2 separate regions of the Mus musculus genome follow, and region 2 is linked to region 1. The links are chromatin loops, found by intact Hi-C in ENCODE. Cell type or tissue: heart. All regions are shown on one strand. Region 1 overlaps Agtpbp1 (ATP/GTP binding protein 1). Region 2 overlaps Agtpbp1 (ATP/GTP binding protein 1).

Evidence for each region. Peaks named below come from ENCODE experiments on the same cell type or tissue, not always from the same donor. Only the 100,000 strongest peaks of a DNase experiment are listed, where the experiment ranks them.
Region 2: a loop joins it to region 1, with 2.1 times the contacts of the local background. A loop is called at or near these places in 1 of 42 quality-filtered maps.

What each region holds. Positions count from the first base shown.
Region 1 is chr13:59,544,834-59,549,833 of GRCm38, reverse strand. All of the region lies in intron 1 of Agtpbp1 (ATP/GTP binding protein 1), which reads left to right. Among named protein-coding and RNA genes, the nearest start is that of Agtpbp1, 10 kb to the left of the region's middle. In heart, no CTCF peak of the experiment used is centred here; DNase peaks (open chromatin) are centred at 1,863 and 2,583; H3K27ac peaks cover 1,514 bases.
Region 2 is chr13:59,470,353-59,475,352 of GRCm38, reverse strand. It overlaps Agtpbp1 (ATP/GTP binding protein 1), which reads left to right. Exons shown (of 26, transcript NM_001377097.1): 21 at 641-821; 22 at 1,536-1,665. Among named protein-coding and RNA genes, the nearest start is that of Gm34788, 56 kb to the right of the region's middle. In heart, a CTCF peak has its summit at 2,932 (motif pointing left); no DNase peak of the experiment used is centred here.

The sequences.
Region 1 (5,000 bases):
GCAACACTTGTAAAGACATTTGAGCTGGTTTTATAACAGAACTGCTTAATTGCTTCTGAGATAACAACAGACTTCTAAAACTTAGGGCACATTCCAAGGGGTTACAGAAACCATTAACAGAAGGCAGGCCATAAAGAAGATATACACCACAGGACCATAGGTGCAAAAACAGGAGATAAGATATTGATTGGGTTATCTATACAAAACTTCAAGGAGGGCTTAGTCACAGTTTTAAACTTTCTATGACCCTGTGAGCAGTAGTATATGCCTGTATGCATTCTTGTTATAGCTTCTTATTCATTATATGACTGAATTTATGTGCAGACTTGCAGTGAGCTTTTTGCTATGTGAACACACACTCTGAGAGTTGTACAAATACGGATAACAAAGGGCAGAGATAAGGATGTTTTCTCTAGCCTCTTGCTGTGTCTTTGAGGTGCAACTGGAGTCTGTAGCTTCCAGCTTCAAAGAGACTCAGACAGGCAGATTAGCTTTAGAAGGAAAGTATCTTAGCAAGTGGCTTGTGGCCTAATTTCTGGGTGGAGATAAGATAGGGTATGAGAAATGAACTCCTCAAATATTTTTGTGTATGAGTTTTTGCCTGCAAATATGTGTGTGTACCATGTGTGTGTCAGGTCAGTGTTGGATCCTTGAACTGGAGTATGGATAATTGTGTGCTGAGAACTGAACTCAGGTCTTCTGCACAAGCAAGTTGTCTTAACTACTAAGTCATTTCTTTAATCCCATATCTGCAATGTAGCGTGATAACCCAAGACTTGGAAGGGCAAAGATAGCATGTTCTTTTCCATATGGAAATGCTAGCTTATTATGAGTGTGTGTGTGAGCTTGTGTGTGTGCACACATGCCTGTGTGTGAACTTGTGTGTGTGTATGTGTGTGGGCATAGGCCATGCAACTCGAAAGGAGATGACAATGAGGTGGGTGCTGAGGAGGCGAGGGAGACAGGCACTATGACAGTGTGAAGGAGGGAGGAGGCTATGGAAGGTACCAGGGGTGTGACAGAGAGCTGGGGAGAAAGGGCAGGAGGAGAGTCAACAAAAACAAAGTTTGCTTGAAAATGCCAGAAGGAAATCTAATGTTGTGCATGCTAATTGAAAAGTTCTAAAATAAAAATAAATTGTTATTCCATTTGGGCTTCTGTAACAAACTCCCATAAACTGGGTAGCTTTTAACCAACATGTGTTTTTGCTCATAGTGCAGAGGCTGGGAAATTTGTAAGGCATTGGCAGTTTCTACAGTTGGTGAATGGACAAGCTAGCCAGTTTATATTTTTAAATTATATACACTATGTATCTTAAAGTATGTAATTAAATATCTAAGTAAGCATATTATTTATATATTAAATATATGTTAGGGATACTACCTACCATACTTGAGGGGCTCTCCCCTCATGACCTAATTTTGTTTCAGAAGGCTGTTTCCCCATTGCTATCACGGTGGTGGCTAAGAAGTCACTTTGAGTTCTGGAGCTTACACCACCATTCAGACCATAGCAACATGCTGTTTGTTTGCTGTCTGTATGTCGGGGTAAGGGTGGTGGACTGGACCTCACTATGTAACCCAGCTTGGTCTTGAACTCATAGTATTGAGTCCTACTTCGGCCTCCCCAGTGCTAAGTTTACAAATGTAAGCCAACAGGTTTGTCTTAGCTTTTGTTTACTCTTGAGAATCAGTGTGCTTTAGAGGGCAGAAAGTGTTCTAAAAACAGCAGGCAAGGACCCTGTGTGCCCTTGGGTCTAGATGGCTGGTGGTATTAAGTAGGACTCTTGAGATGGGCTCTGCTGAAAATCAAGTGATCCATCCAATCAAACAGTTGTGAACCCTGTGCTGGGGGAACAGTTTGAGCAAGGGTCCCGGGTGAGACTGAAGCTGCTGTGCTGGGGGAAAGCCAGGCGGCTCTCAGCCAACATTCTGGCTGTGCTAGGAAGGAAATGGCTGGGAATATTCCCTTAGGCGCTTTGGTGTCATCGAAGTGGAAAGTTGTGTAGAGCTTTGAGCTGATGGATGGCAGGCTTCTTCCATGGTGGCCTGTTCCCTTCCAGGGTTTTGGGAGTGTCCCTTTAGGGTGTTGTATTGAGAATAAACTGTAGCTGGAATGTAGAGAGGAGACTGGTGATGTTAGGACGTGAGATGATTGGAGTTTTGATGTGTGCATATTATTATTATCATCTGCTAACATGTTCTCTACACTTTATCCAGGTCAAAGGACAACTGAAGTCAGGTCTTTCCTTACCATGTGGACCCTGCGGTAGACTCAGGTTATCAGGCTTGGTTGCAGATGCCTTTATGTGTGGAACCATCTTATGTGTCATTTGTTCCTATGACCTGGATGCGGGAAAGGAGAAGAGGGTGATGCCACAGGCCAGGGAGAGCAGTTTAGAGAGTTGGGTAGTTTACAGCAGGCAGAGGTGGGAAGAAAGGTTGGGGGATTTGTTGTCTGACCTTAATGTCAAGTGAGATGTTTAGCTCTGAAGTCAGGTGATGTTACCAAGTCTAGAGTTGGAAGAGGGCAGAAACACCCAAGCCCTGTGTTTCCAGTAAATGCTGGGCAGAAGGCCAGAGTGTGGTAGAGTGTTTCCATGAGGGCCTTTTCCTGTGTCACGAGCTGTGAGGGACAAGTAAGCTGATTGGTAATTACCAGTTGTTTTTAGTGTTAATGACAAGACCTGTGTTGGTAGGTGTGACAAAGTGACAAAGGAGTGGGATTGTAGAAAGCAGCATGGAATCTTTGTCCCCATGGCAGAAGTAATGATGTTATGGTCCTAGCTCAGCATGGCCTGGGAGCGTCCCCCTCTGTCCTGGCTCACTGTGGCCCCTGAGAGTCATTGTGGAGTCATTGGTCATTGGTCCCCAGGGCCCTGGACTCTGCTAGGTGGGTTACCCAGTCTCTTTCCCGTCTCAGTTTTCTTTTCTGTCATCGTGGGAGTAAACATGATTTTTTTCTGTACTCCCTAATAAAGAGTGTAGGGATATGCCTGAAGCTGAGTATTTTATTGTAAACCATAGATATAAATATTTTTTAGACAATATTTTTATTCTTTGAGAATTTCATACTATATATTTTGAACATACTCATATCCTCTCCACTCTCCTATCATTTCCTATCCAGCTTTGAGATCTTTTTTTTTTATCTATTTTTACCTCCATTGAGTTCAGTTTGTGTTGCCCATTTACCCTGGCATGTGATTGACCTACGAAGTGTCGCAGCATTAAACACAAATGACTCTCCCTCACCCAGTGGCTGTCGAATGCTGTTAGAGACACAGCTAGTGGGGGGATTTATGCCTTCTTCCACTGTCTATGCTGGGGTTCTGTCTGTTTGGAACGTGTACAGATCTCATGTCTGCTGTCACAATGGTTGTGAGCTCATGTGTACAACTGCCTTGTTGTATTGGAGAAACAATAGTAGTTTCCTTGACATTATCCACAGTTCTGCCTCTTACAGTCTTTCTGATTGATGCCTCTTTGTGAAGACACCGAGCCCAGGTTCACAGTAAGGGTGAGATGTGGAATGCATACTTGAATTCCAGCTCTTTGGTGAGGTTCAGGCCAGCTGGAGTGCTTTGGGGGACTTCATCTCAGGAAACAGAAACCAGAAGGTTACTGGCTTTCCATTGGATGTGCTGCTAACACAGTTTTAAGGAACACTTTGCTTACTTGCTTTAGAGGCAGGGTCTTTCGATCTATCTGTGCTGAGTGCTGGGATTGCAGGTTCTCCTGGTTAGTCAGGGTGGTGCAAGCTCTGCCTGGAGTTACCCGAGCCTCACCCTCCAGCCCTGGGTGCAGGCTCTGCCTGGAGTTAACTGAGCCATACCCTCCAGCCCTGGCTCTGCCTGGAGTTAACTGAGTCTTAACCCTCTAGCCCTGGGTCGTTTCTACTGGTTTGAGACAAGGTCTGCTACCTCAGGCTGACTTTGACCTCTATGTGACAGGGTCTGGAACACCGTACTATGTCTGTCTCCGAGTGCTGGGATTGTGAGCCATTTGTGTCCCCACGTCTAGCTTTAAGCTGGCCAGGACAGACTCTGCTTAGGGCAGTGATAGGAACTTTGAAAGCTCATATGAGGTTTCCTGCCACCTTTCTGTGTGTGATGTCTTATTTATCTTGGAAATTGACTTCATGTAGTTAACAACCTAGAGAAAAAGCTTAACTAAAGGAAAAAAGTGCGATTTCAAATTTGTCAACGACCTTAAGAACAGTCCACATGGTTTTTTATATCATAAATATATATGCATATATACATATATATTTAACAGAGATTGAAAAGACATAATTTGTATCTATTAAATAAAACATTAAAATCTTACTTTTTGCATGTTTTCTTTAAAGTGTTGTATCACTAAACATGTATAAATGTGATTAGTGATGTGACAAAATTGGGTTTTACTAAACATTGGTATATAAAATCCATGATATTTATTTTTCCTGAACTAGTTTTAAAGTACAACCTGAAAATTAAAAAATTGCAAGTCAAGATGGAAGGTTGTTTAAATGCTGTAATAAGGACTTTATAAAAATTAGAACATTGACTGTGGTTATGCTTGGCAAGCCCCTGGACTATGTTCAACAACTTGTTTTTCATAAAACGTGCTTTCATATAGAAATGCATCTACCAGTTTGTGCTACTGTGTGAACAGTGTCAGCTTCTCGTGGAAAGCTCTGCTCACCTTGAGAATTAATGAGGCATAGCAATGGCATCTCAGAAGAAATCCAAATACTGATTGTATGAGCTAGTTTTCAGTAGAAGAGATAAAACTATCACACACACACACACAAAAAAACAACTGAAGGAAGAAAGTTTATTTTCACTTACAGTTCCAGAGGCTCCTGGAGGCCTCCAGAGTCTTTATTGGAGGGAAGGCATGCAAGTCAAAGCAGGAAGCTGCTGGTTAAATTTTCATCCATACACAGGAGTGAGGGGGAGATTCAGAGGGGGAAGGGGTAGAGGGAACAAGGCACAGGAAGTAGGCAAGGATCTA
Region 2 (5,000 bases), 74 kb after region 1:
ACTTGTTTTTCTCCACTATTTAAAGTTTAGAATTGCTGAGGTAGTGCAAACAAGAACACAGTTCAATTTTTGATAAGAGAGAGAGAGAGAGAGAGAGAGAGAGAGAGAGAGAGTCAGAGACAGACAGAGTCAGAGACAGACAGAGACAGATGCTGTGCACTGGCATAGGGGTCATGAGTTGGCCGTTTGCCAACTATGTAAATGCACTCTGTCGATTCTGCGTCACCGTTCCCCTGTGCTGTCGTTTGTACAGATTTAGATTAACATTTTTATTTTCTCCGTGAGTTTATGAAACACAATTTTATACTTTAAACTTTTGCAGGTGTTATTCTTTGTAAAACTATGTTTACCCTCAAGAACGAACCATTTTCAAGCTCCGTTAATCAATAGGAAGCAACCAAGTGGTCCCTGTGCTGTGCAGGATCACACTGGTTGGTCACGTTACAGACTCCTGCACCTGGCAGCTTGCATGCACTTTCTGTTGTTTTCTCGGTAGGGCTAGTGCAGATTGTGCGTGTTGTGTGTGCACGGTAACTTTCCACTGGAGTTAACAACCAAGGAGAGTTCTAGAACCCCAAAGTGAAGCACAAGTCAATTTTTGTAGCTGTTCATTTTAATTGAGCTTTTGTGTGCGCTTTAGGAACTCGCCCTTATATTTTCTTGTCTGCTCGGGTCCATCCTGGAGAAACCAATGCAAGCTGGGTAATGAAAGGAACACTGGAGTACCTCATGAGCAATAGCCCGACTGCCCAGAGCCTACGGGAGTCTTACATTTTTAAAATTGTCCCCATGCTAAATCCAGATGGTGTCATCAATGGAAAGTAAGTTAAGCAGTGGCTGCCGGAGTGCCATAGGTTGGGATAGTTGGCTGCATTTAATTTGTTCATCTAATAGTGTTCAAGTTAATTCAAATAATGGGTTTGATGATTTTTTTTCTAGGAAAAAAACTCCCAAGTTTTTGGTGGGTAATGCGTCAGACTCTTAAATGCATGTGTTAGTGTTATGATTCCATGGAAAGGTAACTTTATAAAATCTTTGTTGCGTTGTCTTAGGAAGCTGTTTCAGGACATAAGCTCCAAGCACACACACCCTGTTTCCTTTGCTGAGCACGTGGCTGTAGACTGGTGTCTGACCACACCAGTACACAGTTCCTATGATGAACAGAGAGTGTGCTTACACGGCTTCAAGACTACATAATTTGCACATATTTGCCTTTCTCACACAGTATGTGTACAAGACAACTCACTAGCATGCAGTTAGTGTAGCAAGTGGTTCCTATTTAGTCGAGAGGGAGTGGCCTATTAACAATATATTTCGTACAGTACAAAAGAAAAGCCCAGAATTGACACTGTTTTTATAACTTACAAAAGTCTATTTTAAATTTGAAATCACCATTGTTACATAAATGTGACATCGGATTTTCCATGTAGCAAACTATGGATACAAGTTTACTTAGTGAGGAAGATGTGTGTTCTGATGTGTATTCAGTTGGCATTGCCTTGAATCCTTTTGTTTTGCTGTCTCTGTGTGTATAGTCACCGCTGCTCCTTAAGTGGAGAGGATTTGAACAGACAGTGGCAAAGTCCAAACCCAGAGTTACACCCCACGATTTATCATGCCAAGGGGCTGCTGCAGTACCTGGCCGCGGTGAAGCGCCTACCTCTGGTAAGTGGCCGGGCTTCTTGGTCTCTGTGCACATCAGTGTCTTTACTGATGAATAGCTTAGTACATTTTACCTTACCATTGTCGCACTAGCATGCAGACTGACATTCCTCCCGTGAGTCTTGACCCTTTTGTGTCATTACACCTTGTTCTCCTTCCTGTCCCCGCCCACTGTCTTCCTCTGTCCTTGTTCCCACCCCTTGCTGGTCCTCTGACCTCCCTCACTGGGTCCCTGGTCTGCTATTTTATTGCCATCTCCCTCTCGAGTTTTGCGAGCTGCACGTGTGTAAATTAGTTACACATTTATAAGCACAGTTCTAAATCTGGGTTCCACATATATCCATGTATGTATGTGTGTGTATACACACACACACACACACACACACACACACCAGTATTTGGTTTTCTGTATTTAGTTGATTGCATTTACTATAATGATTTCTAGTTGCATCTGTTCTCACAGATGCATAAAATTCCTCATCCAGGTTAGAGTTGTATGGTTGCATCATATAGCAGCTCTAATTTTAGCTTTTTTTTTTTTTTTTGGTAAGGAATGTCCATACTGATTTCCATAGCTACTGCACACATTTATATTTCTGAATAGTAAACAGTGTCTCTCTTCTGTACATCCCTGTCAGCATTTTTTATTTGGTTTTTAATGGTAGCTGTTCCGGTTGGGGTGAGATAAAGCTCAGAGCGGCTTTGATTTACATTCTTTGGTGGCTAGGGGTGCAAATACTTTCTAAAAAAAAAAAAAACAGCAAAATTACATTTATTTCTTTATCTTTGCACGTGTGAAAGATGGTGTGCCTGTCCACAGTGCAGATGTGGAAGTCAGGGTGATTTACAGAGTTGTCTGTCTCCCTCCACCGCATGGGTTCCACACTGCTCTTCAAGGATTTATTAGCCGTTTCTAGTTCTTCTTTGAGAACTATTTATTTTTGTTCATTATACCATTTATTGAGTGGGCCATTTTGTCTTTTAGTGTTTAATTAAAAAATTATTTATAGTGTCTACATATTAATTCTCAGATGTGTAGTTGGTAAATATTGCCCCCTCAAACAACAATAACAACAAAAACAACAACAACAAAACAAAAACAAAACACAAAGAGAAGAGGTAGGTCTGGAGATATGGCTCAGTGATTAAGAGCACTTATGTTCTTCCAGAGGATCCATTTTGATTGCCAAGTACACACATGGCTGCTCAGAATGATCTGTAACTCTGGTTCTAGAGCATCCAACGTCTGCTGACCTCTAGAGGCAGCAGCCCACGTGTGGTGTGTGTGCGAGTGCATGTGCATGCAGGCAAGATATCCAGATTCATTAAATCAAATAATTTTTAAAACATTTTAAAGAATAAAAAGAATGTATGTGTTTGTGTGAGTGTTTGACCCTCATGTTCATGTGCCTGAGCAGGTCGGACAAGGCCGTGGGGCCCATGGAGGTAGATTATGAGCAGCCCATTGTGAGAGCTGGGAATTGAGTTCAGGTCCTCTCAGAAGAACAGCTAATGCTCGTGAACTCTCAGCCAGTCTTGGAGGGCTGTCAGGGATTGTTTTCTGTGTAATGCAGGCACTTTAATTCAAGTCATGTAATCCCGTTCACTAATTGGAATTATATCCTGTGCTACTTGAGTTCTCTTCGGAAGAGCCTTGCCTAGGCCTGCTTCTTGAGCTGCTTTCCTCTAGTATCTCAAAAGCTTCAGGTCTCTGATGCATTGGATGGATTCTGTGCCAGCTGTGAGATGCAGATGTGTGTCCAGATGTGGAGACCCAGGTTCTCCAGACCATTGTTAAGAAGGCTCTTGTTTTGGCTACTTTTCTATTGCTGTGATAACATCATGATCCAGACCATTTTAGAAGATAGTTTATATGGGGCATGGAGATTGTGACAGCAGGTAGGCAGGCAGGCAGGCAGGCAGGCAGGCATGGCGCTGGAGTGGTGGCTGAGAGATCATGGGGACACAGTCATTAGGCAGAGCACCAACTGGAAATGGTGTGGACTTTTGAAACCTCAAAGCTCACCTCCTTCAATAAAGCCACACTGCTTAATATTTCCCAAACAGTTCTACCAACTGGGGACCAAGTCTTCTACTCTTTTAGCCTATGGGGACTGTTCTCATGCAAACCATGACAGCTGTCTCTTCTCCAGTGTGTGTTTTTGCCTGTGGTTGTAACTGTGCATGTTTGGAGTCTTCAGTTCTCGTTTTCAGGCCTGTATTTATGCCTGTTTCACACTGCATTTGTTTCCATAGATCTGTGCCTCCAGCTTTGCTTTTCTGCTAAGGATTGGCTTGTCTGTTCAGAGTCATTTTGTGTTTCCATATGGATTTTAGTATTGGTCTTGTTTCTCTGGAGACTGGGAGTGCATTGAACCTGTAGATTACCCTTGGTGTTGTGTTCACTCACACAGTGTGGACTCTGTCAGCCGTAACATAGATGTCCATGCATCTCACAGTGTAGACTCTGTCAGCTGTGACATGGACGTCCACCCATCTCCCAGTGTCTTTTTTCACTTTTTCAAGGTCTCACAAATGTTCATGTAGAGGCGTTCATCTCCTTGGTCAGGTTTGTTCCCAGGCATTTATTTATTTTTGACATAAATACGAGTGGGGTTGTTTCCTTCTGATTCTCTGGGCAAATTCTTCATTGACACTCGGATCTGCTGCCGACTCCTGTGCTGGCTTTGTGTGCATTGACTTTGTGACAGCCATAAGTCATAGAGGTTTCTAGTAGGCTTTGGGATCCTACAAGTACTGGAGAGTGTTTTTGGTTTTGTTTTTACTTTTGTAAATAGGAACATTTTGACTTCTTTTCCTACTTGTGTGCTGTTTCTCCTTTTTTTTTTTTTTTTATCGTTTCAACTAAAGCCCTGAGCACTGTTGGAGAGAGTGGGCACCCTTGCCTTGTTCCAGATTCGGGAGGAAATGCTCTCCGTCTCCCCTATTTAGTGTAATACTCATTGCAGCCTTGTTTTATATAGCCTAATGGTGTTGCTATTCCTAGTTTCTGTAGACTCTGTGTGAAAGGAGTTTGGGCTGCTGAAGGCTCTGTCTGTGCAGTTTCTGTCCCCAAGTCATCTATGTGTTGTATGACTCTTACTCACTCGTGTGCATCCAGCCAACCTGCACAGGGCGAGACCAGCTCATTCATGATGTCTGATCATAACGTGGTCTTGAATTTGTTTTGTAAGGGCTTTATTGGTCATTTTTGCAAGTGTGCTAATCTGGGAAACTCCTCCAGGAGTTGGTACCCATTTGTCGTGCCATGGCCTGGTTTGGTGTGGTGGTGGCGCTGGGTTTCTAGGACGATGTTGGCTCTATGCTGGCCCTTTGTT